2 separate regions of the Homo sapiens genome follow, and region 2 is linked to region 1. A link is an interaction called in ENCODE POLR2A ChIA-PET data of the cell type or tissue named here. Cell type or tissue: A673. All regions are shown on one strand. Each heading gives the region's core, and the rest is flanking DNA. Links, peaks and the distances in the headings are about the cores only.

The links. ChIA-PET counts read pairs that join two places held together with the same protein. Peaks named below come from ENCODE experiments on the same cell type or tissue, not always from the same donor. Only the 100,000 strongest peaks of a DNase experiment are listed, where the experiment ranks them.
Region 2: POLR2A ChIA-PET joins it to region 1 with 5 read pairs; 2 of 35 experiments call an interaction of 5 or more read pairs at or near these places.

What each region holds. Positions count from the first base shown.
Region 1 is chr14:55,422,418-55,427,799 of GRCh38, reverse strand. It overlaps TBPL2 (TATA-box binding protein like 2), which reads left to right. Exons shown (of 7, transcript NM_199047.3): 6 at 3,547-3,641. It also overlaps a transcript of FBXO34 not described here. Among named protein-coding and RNA genes, the nearest start is that of ATG14, 13 kb to the right of the region's middle. In A673, for the core only: no CTCF peak of the experiment used is centred there; no DNase peak of the experiment used is centred there.
Region 2 is chr14:55,738,060-55,743,441 of GRCh38, reverse strand. No RefSeq gene overlaps it. Among named protein-coding and RNA genes, the nearest start is that of LINC00520, 56 kb to the left of the region's middle. In A673, for the core only: no CTCF peak of the experiment used is centred there; a DNase peak (open chromatin) is centred at 2,851; H3K27ac peaks cover 703 bases.

The sequences.
Region 1 (5,382 bases), core at 216-5,215:
TAGTATATTCCTTTTCCTAGGGAATATCTCTAGCCTTCCTGACTTCAGACTTCCCGTCTCAACAGCTAGTGCTCCTCCCCCGCCCCCAGCCGTTTTGGTGGCTCTCCCATCCCAGGCCCTCAGAGAGCAGGGATGGAGGGTGACTCATGGACACCAAACCCCTTGACTCACCAAGATATACACCTGGGCTAGGGCACTTGGCCTGGGTTAATCACAGATGCTCTTAAATTCTCTTGGCCAAGCTGGAACTGAAGTTCTTTCATTCCAACGCCTTATCTTCTCTTGGCCATCGAATGATTATCCCGTCAATAGAGTAGATAGGGATCATATTGCTGTGCTTTCCCTAACATTTGTTAGCTTTCCTTTCAGATATGATCTGAATGGAAGTTAAAAATTCCTTTTTCTTCTAAAATATTTTCATTCATTCTGAGATTCAGCTTTTATGATATGCTTATTTTTCTTTTGACATGTTTATTTTTCTCTTGATTATGTTTTCTTTTTTCTTCAGTTTTTTCACTGTATGCTATTGAATGCCTAAATATACCCCATTTTTTAAAAATCTGAGCTCCCTATAAAGTCCTCCCATTCCCCCATGTAAGACATGTTGCCTCTTTAGGTATCTTTCTTCCTTCAATCTTGGCATAATTTGCAGATTTCCTAATAAAGCCTGTTTCTAAGAGTCTCCCAGTGCTTAAGTTGTCTTATCTTCCAGACTCTCAAGTCACGAGCCTCCAGCCTATCTTTCTCTGAATCGGCTTAGTGTACATCTGCAAGAGCTCTGCCCGAACTCTAAGGTTGTGTCTACATTAGACTTAGCATTCCCTTCTGGCCATTCAGGGCTCGAAAATGATGTGTGTGGTTCTTCCCAAGTGTCCATTCATTTCTTTTTCACCAGCATCTTCCTTGCAGAGCAGATCTAAGTCTAGAATAGGTGCCCCTTGTTATTACTACCAGCTTCTGGAAGGGTTGCCAGTAAGGCGCAGTGAGAATACATCAGACGGAGTGGGCCCATCCCTGTTCTATCTTCCTCCTGGGACAGTTTTATGATCTCAGTCATCTTTTCTTTTCTTTTCTTTTTTTTTTTTTAATCTGGCCAGGAAGCTTGCTTTGTATTCCCACAACTTTCTATTTCTAGTCTCATTCTTGCCTCCCCCTCATCCTCTCCATTCGGCTGTCAGCCTCAGGTTATGGATTACAACTCCAGAGTGTGTATTCTTGACACTGGGAACATTAAAAACACCTCTTAGAAGATTTGAATTTTTAACATGAGGCCTCTCTAATTGTCTGTAGCTCTGTGGGGAACCATGCTACATAATCAGTTATAATTATCAGGCCAAATTTGCCTTGTGTTAAACCCCTAAGGTCATTCAGTTTCCCAGGTTCTGCAAATTTGTATGTCAACATTTAATAATACAAGTATCTCCTTTTGTTACCAGGCACTTTCTCTGGTAATCTTTCTATGACATAATCATTTCCACAGTTGTCAATGAGAATTTTTCCCTCTTTATTTTATTTATTTATTTTTTTTTTTTGAGATGGAGTTTTGCTCTTTTGCCCAGGCTGGAGTGAAGTGGCATGATTTCAGCTCACTGCAACCTCCACCCCCCAGGGTTCAAGTGATTCTCCTGCCTCAGCCTCCTGAGTAGCTGGTATTATAGGCACCCACCACCACACCCGGCTAATTTTTGTATTTTTAGTAGAGACGAGGTTTTACCATATTGGCCAGGCTGGTCTTGAACTCCTGACCTCAGGCGATCCACCCACCTCGACTTCCCAAGTACTAGGATTACAGGTGTGAGCCACCGCACCCGGCCCCCTCTTTAATTTTTAATTCAAAGGTATCCTGATATAAATACTTGCTATATGAATAAGATCTAGGTGACTACCATGTAGCAGATGCTAGGATGATAATGGCAAGCAATATAGCTATAGTCCCTTGCCCACATAGAGATCACTGTCTAAAAGAAAAGATGGACAAGTCAATGACAGTAATGAAACATGGTGACTGTGAAGGTAAGGCCCTTCAGGGGCTATGAGACCATAAAGCAGGGTCTTTAATGTAATTGGGGGTGGGTAGAGATCAAGGAAGATTTTCTTGGGGAAGTAACATTTAAAATGAGACTTGAAGGATGGGTCAAAGTTGGGTTGGCCAAGAAATTGGCAGGTGTTCGATATTCTCAATCTTTGTGAAATGTTCTCCATCCCTAACCAAAACCACTCTCTTTCTCTGCCTCAGCCTTCTTTTGGAATGAGGCAGAGAATAAATAAAATGAAGTATATTCCTAATTGGGAGCACATTATACTGGTAATCTTAAAACCATGGTTCTAAAAGCTAAATGCAGTTCAATATCATTTACATACCAAAGTTTTTGTTTTCTCTTTTCTAAGTCTTAAAATTTAGCTGGAAGATCAAATGGAAATCTTCTTTTTGTGTCTCCAGCCTTCATTTTCTTGGCCTGGATCTCATAGCCCTGGAGGGTTTTTCAGGGCTCCCCCTAGTGTCATGGTCTCCCCAGTGTTGGGAAGTGGTTAGTGGGAGAAAGTCTTGACAGGCTCCCTGCAGTAAGACAGAGTGATGTTCCAGAAGACAGTTCCACCCACAATGACCTCCTATACTTGAGATGGGCAAGACTCACTTCAAGATGCGCCTTTCTGGAGCCAGTAAAAGGTTCCACATCTGCTGTTGTTTTTGGGTCTTGTTCATTGCTGAACTGAATGGAGCTTTTCCATGCAGTCTGGATTCACCCTTTAAGTGCAAAGATGCTAGTGTTCCATTGCTTGGATGTCTTTTTTTCTTATATTTCTTGTCCATTAGCCACTGCTTTGAGAATAGTTTTATTCACCTCCTCTCACTTCCTGACTTCTTTTTGGTAGGTTCCTCAAGCCTTTCTAAGAATCTGCCCTCCTCTCCAGGCTGGAGTGTGGAGAAGAAGCTCTTAAGTGCTATCATCTTTCGCTCCATGGAGTGGCCAGCTTATATTTAGTAGTAAATATGAGTTACTATTTATAGCAACAAATCCTGAATTGTAAAAACTCGGGATAATTGGATTTTCTTTATTTATATAGCACCTGTTCAAATACAAATAGCAGTGGCCTAGAAATATTTTTAGGTTCTATCTGCTAAAAATGTTAACTTCAGCAGTTCGTAAAAGCATACAAAATATGTTTATTATTGGAGAATTTGGAAACCCAGAAAAACATGATTATGTATTCTTATTAACAGACTTTTTTGAAAAGATAGAGGATGTTTAACCAACAAGCTCTCAATACACTAAATCAGATGCCCTAAGTTACCTTGATTTCTAATAACCATCCAGGATAGCTTGCACTTGTGTTATGACCCAAAATTAATTATGTTCCTAACTTCCATAAGATATTACCTAGGACACTCAAGACTCTTCATCAAGATAGTTAAAAAGTTTTTGATAAAATAGCTAACTTATTTACAACTGCTTTAATATGCACTTTAATATACTGGGCCTTACATGTTATGGGAAAGGAGCTGAATAGTGCTATTTTTAACATTTTCCTTTTACATCTTAACAGTTACGAGCCTGAACTGTTTCCTGGTCTTATTTATAGAATGGTAAAACCACGAATTGTGTTGCTTATCTTTGTATCTGGAAAAGTTGTGTTGACAGGTAAGTGCTAAGATTATTTTCTGACTCATAAAATGTAATTGCTATGCATGTGCTTTGCTTATTCTTTTAAATACCTTTGTTCACCATGGTAAAGTAATTCTTGTTATACAGAATACCTGGAATGAAAAATAAGAAAGGAATAACATCACCCATAGGTCCCAGTACCTAAAACAACATTTTTTTCATGTTTTTATGTCATTTTATTAAGTATTTCATCTTTACATCCTGATTTTTTTACAGAATTATCCATGATAACATATATGGCTTAAACTTACTGTTACAAACTCTTCATAAAGGCTTTTAATGGCCACACAAGGTCCTAACACAGGGGTTAACAAACTCTTTTCTGGAAAGGGCCAAATACTAAATATTTTAAGCTTTGTGAGCCACAGGGTCTGTCACAATTACTGAGCACTGCCATCGTAGTGTGAAAGCAGCTCTGAATGTTACATTATATAAAGGAATGGGCTCTGAAATGTGAATTTCATATCGTGACATAATTTATGTGTGTTATGTAATATTTTTTCCCCAACTGCTGAAAAAGATAAAAACCATTCTTAGCTCATAGGCTAACAAAATCAGGCAGCAGGATGGCTTTAGCCAGCAGACCTACCTTTGCTGAACCCATTCTAACATGTTATTGAATCAAACGTATTGTCCCATTGCTAGATAGGTAAATGTTCCTTCTTTGTTTGCTACTTATGAAGGGCAGACATTTGGCTGCTTTTACCTGTAGACAATTATGATATTAGTGTGGACACTCAGAAATGGGACTTTCGTTTAAGGCTATGTCCATTTTGTTCTTAGAACAAATCGCCCAATTGTTTTAAAGGGATATATGACATAGTTCTGTATCACATGGTCTTAAATGCAATGTATCTAAATATCTTTTACCAAATGCTTGGCAGCATTCCAAACAAAATGGTACCAAAGAAAACTTTAACTGTATATGTAAAAATTATCTCACTACTTTAACCCCACCGGTAATCAGAGACAGAAATCGACCATTTTTCAACACATCCAATAAATAGCATTTTGTCTCTTGTAAATAATATGTACATGACATAACTTATCCTTTTGTCTACTTAGCTTGTATTTTCTCGGGATTTGAGTTTACTATAATACTATTAAAGACAAATTATTCTTTGCTATATTTGTTATTTTTTCCTGTTGGCTTTTTTTTAAATAATTTTTGCATAAATAGCACTTTTTAAAACTACTTGAGGGAATGGTTCAGACTCTTTTCTATGTCATTCTACAGAAGGTTGCTATATATATTGTTGTTTGTTTGTTTGTTTTTGTTTTTGAGACAGAGTCTCACTCTGTTGCCCAGGCTGGACTATGGCGGCGCGATCTCAGCTCACTGCAACCTCCACCTCCAGCGTTCAAGTGATTCTCCTGCCTCGGCCTCCTGAGTAGCTGAGACTACAGGCACATGCCACCATGCCCAGCTAATGTTTTGTATTTTTCGAAGAGATGGGGTTTTGCCAAATTGGCTAGGCTGGTCTCGAACCTCTGGCCTCAAGTGATCTACCTGCCTTGGCCTCTCAAAGTGCTGGGACTACAGGTGTGAGCCACTGTGCCCCACCTACAGAAAGTTGCTATTTTATGACCGGGCGCGGTGGCTCACGCCTGTAATCCTAGCACTTCGGGAGGCCGAGGCAGGCGAATTATGAGGTCAGGAGTTCAAGATGAGCCTGGCCAACATGGTGAAACCCTGTCTCTACTAAAAATACAAAAA
Region 2 (5,382 bases), core at 178-5,177, 320 kb before region 1:
TGTCCTGTGCATTATGGGGTGTTTAGCAGCAATCCTGGCCTCTACTCTCTAAGAAACCAGTAGCATCCTCCCCTAGTTGTGACAACCAAAAGTGTTCCCAGGCGTTGCCAAATGTCCTCTGGAAGGCAAAAATCACCCCTGGTTCAGAACACTGGTCAAATAAAATGTTCATACTAGGTTTCTTATTAGTATTAGGCAAAGTCCAAGAATCTACCCAGAGTTTCCAGTTTAAAAAAATTGCCTGCCAGGATGACTTTTTCCGGTAAACCATGGAAGAACATTCACTTCCTATATTTGACAAGCACTGCAATCCAAGGGAAGAGAATGAACTAGGGAAATAATTGGGTGAGGTTTTAACTTCTGTGCTAATTTACAGGGCTACTTCGGCTCCATGTGAATACACCCATGACTACGAATTTCTGCTCAATAAAGTGGTGAGGGGGTAGGTTTAACTGCGGGCTCAGGCCAGATGTCCACAGGAACCCGTTGCCCCTGGTTAAACACTGTGTTGGGTCAGTAGCCCCAAGACCTACAGGCCTACACAAGAGCATTCTTCTCAAGGATATTTATCACTCCCTAACTCAACATAACCAAAGCATTGTTCTAACTCCGGGGGCCTGCATCTGCAGTGGGCCATTTAAAAAAAAAATAAAAGGATAAGTGAGTGACAGAATGAACAGAACCTCTCCTCTTCGTGTCACCTTCAGCTGACCCCTGTGACCCAGGCTTACTAAGTGTGACCCAGGCTTACTTTGCCCCACCTACACACTCCCTATTCACACACACACACACACACACACACACACACAAATAGTAGGACAAATGGAGACATACCCCTAGCCAGGAATGTGTTTCCTGTGTTGCCCTGGCACTCACTGCTGGCCCCTCAGGTCAGCTTTGCTAGAAGTACCTGGAAAATCCCTCTGAGCCCTGCTGTGGCCTAGGGCCTCAAAAGTGTGCAGAAACTGGTTCTTTCCAGGTGCAGAAAACAGAAGAGGCTCCACAGGGAGTCAAGAGAGACAACCCCACATCAGCCACATGGAGATCCCAAAAGAGCGCCTGGAGACCCAGCTCGGAGCCAGAGGGAATGAGACCAGGAGGGAAGGATGTGGCTACGGGAAGGACGGCCTGAAAGGAGAAGGGCATTAATAAGCACTTATTAGGCACCTCACAATAAGAGCTTCCTTGAAACATTACCTCCTTCACCTATCACTACAGCTTGGGAGGGAGCAATTATTATTCCCAGTTTCATCAACAAGTAACCTCAGAGAAGTTTGGCCAGCTGGGACTATAGCCAGGGGTGCCCGATCGCAAAGCCCAGGCTCTTTGTCACACCAGGGACTCTCAGCGGGACAGCTGCACAGATGGGTCACCTGAGCGGCTTCAGAAAAAATATAGATGCGGTCGGGTGCGATGGCTCACGCCTGTAATCCCAACACTTTGGGAGCCCAAGGCAGGCGGATCACTTGAGGTCAGGAGTTTGAGACCAGCCTGGCCAACATGGTGAAACCCTGTCCCTACCAAAAAATACAAAAATTAGCGGGACGTGGTGGTGCACACCTGTAGTCTCAACTACTCAGGAGGCTGAGGCAGGACAATCATTTAAACCCAGGAGGTGGAGGTTGCAGTGAGCTGAGATGCAGTCCAACCTGGGCGACAGAGTGAGATTCAGTCAAAAAAAAAAAAAAAAAGAAAGGAAGAGAAAGAAAGAAGGAGAGAAAGAGAGAGAAGGAAGGAAGGAGGGAGGGAGGGAAGGAAGGAGGGAGGGAGGGAGGGAGGGAAGGAAGGAAGGAAGGAAGGAAGGAAGGAAGGAAGGAAGGAAGGAAGGAAAAGAAAAAAGAAAGAGGGAGAGATGCTCAGGTGCTAGCTGCTACCAATTAAACCGAAGTCCTGAAAAGCCTCCCAGGTGATTTCAGTGGACATACAGTGTCTAGAACTGCTGCCATCCCCAAGGAATAGAGGAGGGAGCTGTGGACAGAGGACGATGCAGTGTGCTGGGCATTGTCCGTGTGCAGTGAACCACCTCCTGGGCCTTGCTGTGCTGCAGGAGCCCTCCTCCTTCCCCCAGGCCTCCCACCCCAACAAGTGGGCACTAAGACAGAGCAGGCAGTTTTAATGTGTGCTAAATACAGTGCTTGGGAAGATAAATCCACACACCCTCCATGCCATATGATATATATCGCACAGAAACGGCCTGCAATTATGTACTTCCTGGTATCATCCGCACACGGTCTCCCTTTACTCCTGTAGACCAGTGGTTCTCAGACACAGACAATTTTGTCCCCTGCCCCCATCTCCCAGGGCACACTGGGCAAGACAGAGAGGCATCTTTGCTTCTCACCACTTGGAGCGTGGAGGGAGGTGCCACTAGATCTCGTAGGTAGAGGCTGGGGATGCTGCTTAACCTCCCACAGTGCACAGGACAGCCCCTGCCACAAAGAGTTCTCTAGCCCCAAATGTCCACAGTGCCGAGGTCGAGACACCCTGCTGTAAGGAAGAAACAGTGACCTCTAGGTAGGCACAAATCCTGGACCGTAACCCACCTCCAGGTCAGAAGCCTGTCCCTGACCAGGCAAGTTTCAGAGAACTGCAGAATCTTAGATCAGGAAAAGACTGCTGAGACAACCAGCCCAGCTGAGACCTCATTCAGGGCAGCCCAACTGCCCTGAATTAACTGAAAATGGTATTCCTTACTGCAAATTTGTATTCACTGACTTAACAAATATTTATTAAGTCCCAGTATGTTTAGGGCACAGTGCCTGATTTTCCTGCCAAAATAGTTACCCATCCTGGAGTAAATCCCTTTGTGTAAGTCCAATATAAGATCCAGGCGAGATAGGCTCTGAACCAAGCAAAATCCACCCCCAGCTGGGTTAGGGTGGTTTTATTGCTTTCTGGCTCATTGGGTAACTTGGCAACCTGGGATCGTGTCTGCAAAAATCCAGAGGAGGCTGATCCAAGATCAACTCCCCGGGGTCTGCACAGGGGCCCAAGGGCGGGTGCCCACATTCCTCCCTAGCTGCCCACAGCTGCCCTCTGTCCCCAGCCCAGCTCCAGCTCCCAGCTCCCTCCCACTTCAGGCTAGTTACCATTACCAGCAGCAAACTCCAGCCACCCAGCTTCATGGGGCCAGCCTCTCCCACCTCTCCTGCTGCCCAATTGTTATTGACAAAAATAAGCACTCTATTGTGACTTGCCACAGAAATAAAAATTGCTCAGGGGAAGGAATTGGGAACATTTTGTACTCCAGGGTCACAAAAGATTTAAAAGTCATTCTCCCTACTGGAGATCTCATTTACACTGGGCAGAAACAACAACAAAATAAAAACCTGTCAAATGGATTGTGCAACAAAGGAAAATGCTGCAGAGGCAAACCTAGTAGGAGCAGGAGGAAAGGGAAAGGAGGCAATACACAGCCTCCTTGTGGGAGGCCCCAGGGGCTGGGCACTGCGCGATGCTGGAGGAGGGAAGGGAAGGTGACCTCCCTCCTGCCCATCTCCCTAGGATGCCCCCAGTGGCTGAGACCACCCTTCTTCATACCAAGGAACACAACTCCCCATGCCTCTACCCACCGCATCAAAATGGGCAGACCCAAACCCAACCAGAGACAACTATCTGTGATATAAAGGGAGAGTAGACAAAGCCACCCACACAGCAGGGCCTGCGATCACAGGAGAAGCTGCCAATATTTCACCTGACTCTCTCCCATCTCTGCAGAATTCTATCTGAAAGTTATTTCCTCAGGAAAGCTCCTCTAATCCCCCAGATTCATTTATTCCCTCAACAAATATTTATTGAATGGATAACATTTACTGAATGGCCCCCAGGGGTTAGATGCCCTTAGTACAATCTCTCCTAGCTACCCCCTTCCCTCTTTGAACACTTAATAATGATGTTAATTAACTACTTACATAATTATTTCTTAGGGTCTTTAAGACCTCCTTTTCCCACCCACCCTTCTGGAATATTGAGCTACTTGACAACAAGAATCAAATTGGTCTTGTTAACTGCTGTATCCTCAGAGTCTAGCTTCTTTTGGCACCTATTGGTTGCCAACACATGCTGAATGAATGAGTGAACAAATGAATGAGCAAACTGCCAAGGCCAGCGCTGTTCAAATAGAAATGCTGACCACAAAGACAAGTCATACATGGAATTTTTAATTTTTTAGAAGCTACATTTTAAAAAGTAAAAAGAGTGAAATTAATTATAAGGATATAGTTTATTCATCTCAACATATCTAAAATATTATCATTTCAGCACTTAATCAATATGAAATAATTATAAAAGTGATCTTTTGCATTCTTTCTCTCATGCTGTCTTCAAAATCCAGTATGTATTTTACTCCTACCACACATCTCAATTTGTACTAGGCACATTTCAAGTGCTCAGTAGCCACATGGGGCCACCACATTGGACAGCCAAAGTCCAGGCTTAAACAGAGGCTTCCAGTGTGCTCATTTTCTGGTAAGGTAGGAGAAAAGTTATGCTCTGCTATGCCAACACACAGTATAGCCATTATGCTTATGGTCTATTGAGTCAGACTGCTTGGTTCAAATCCTGACTCTACTACTTACTCCTTGTGCCCTGGGAAAATTACCTAACCACCCTGTGCCTCAGGTTCCTCTTCCAGAAAATGGGAGTCATAACTGTAGCTACACTGTGGGAGACTGTATTAGGAGAAAATGAGTTAAGACCCATAAAGGCTGGGGGCGCTGGCTCACGCCTGTAATCCCAACACTTTGGGAGGCCGAGGCGGGCGGATCACAAGGTCAGGAGATCGAGACCATCCTGGCTAACACAGTGAAACCTTGTCTCTACTAAAAATACAAAAACAAAATTAGCCAGGGGTGGTAGCGGGCACCTGTAGTCCCAGCTACTCGGGAGGGTGAGGCAGGAGAATGGCATGAACCCGGGAGGCGGAGCTTGCAGTGAGCCGAGATCGCGCCACAGCACTCCAGCCTGGGTGAAAGGAGACTCCATCTCAAGAAAAAAAAAAAAACCATAAAGCCCTTACAACAATGCCTGCCACACAGTAACTACTCAATAATATTAGCCATTAATGTTTAATTATGTTTATATCTTATAAAGCTATTAGGCCCCACTTGCTGCCCCAAGAGATGGGAGGTAGCTCTAGTCACAATACATTCTGTTGGTAGGATGAAGGTAAAACCAGTATCCATTTTAGAGATGAATTCTGAACATATTCTTTCATGGGCACTGCAAGATATATTTTAGCAAAAAAGATTGGGTCAGGTACAGTGGCTTATGCCTATAATCCCAGCCCTTTGGGAGGCAAAGGCAATTGATCACTTGAGCCCAGGAGTTTGAGACCAGCCTGGCCAATATGGTGAGACCCTGTCTCTATTTATAAAAAATAAA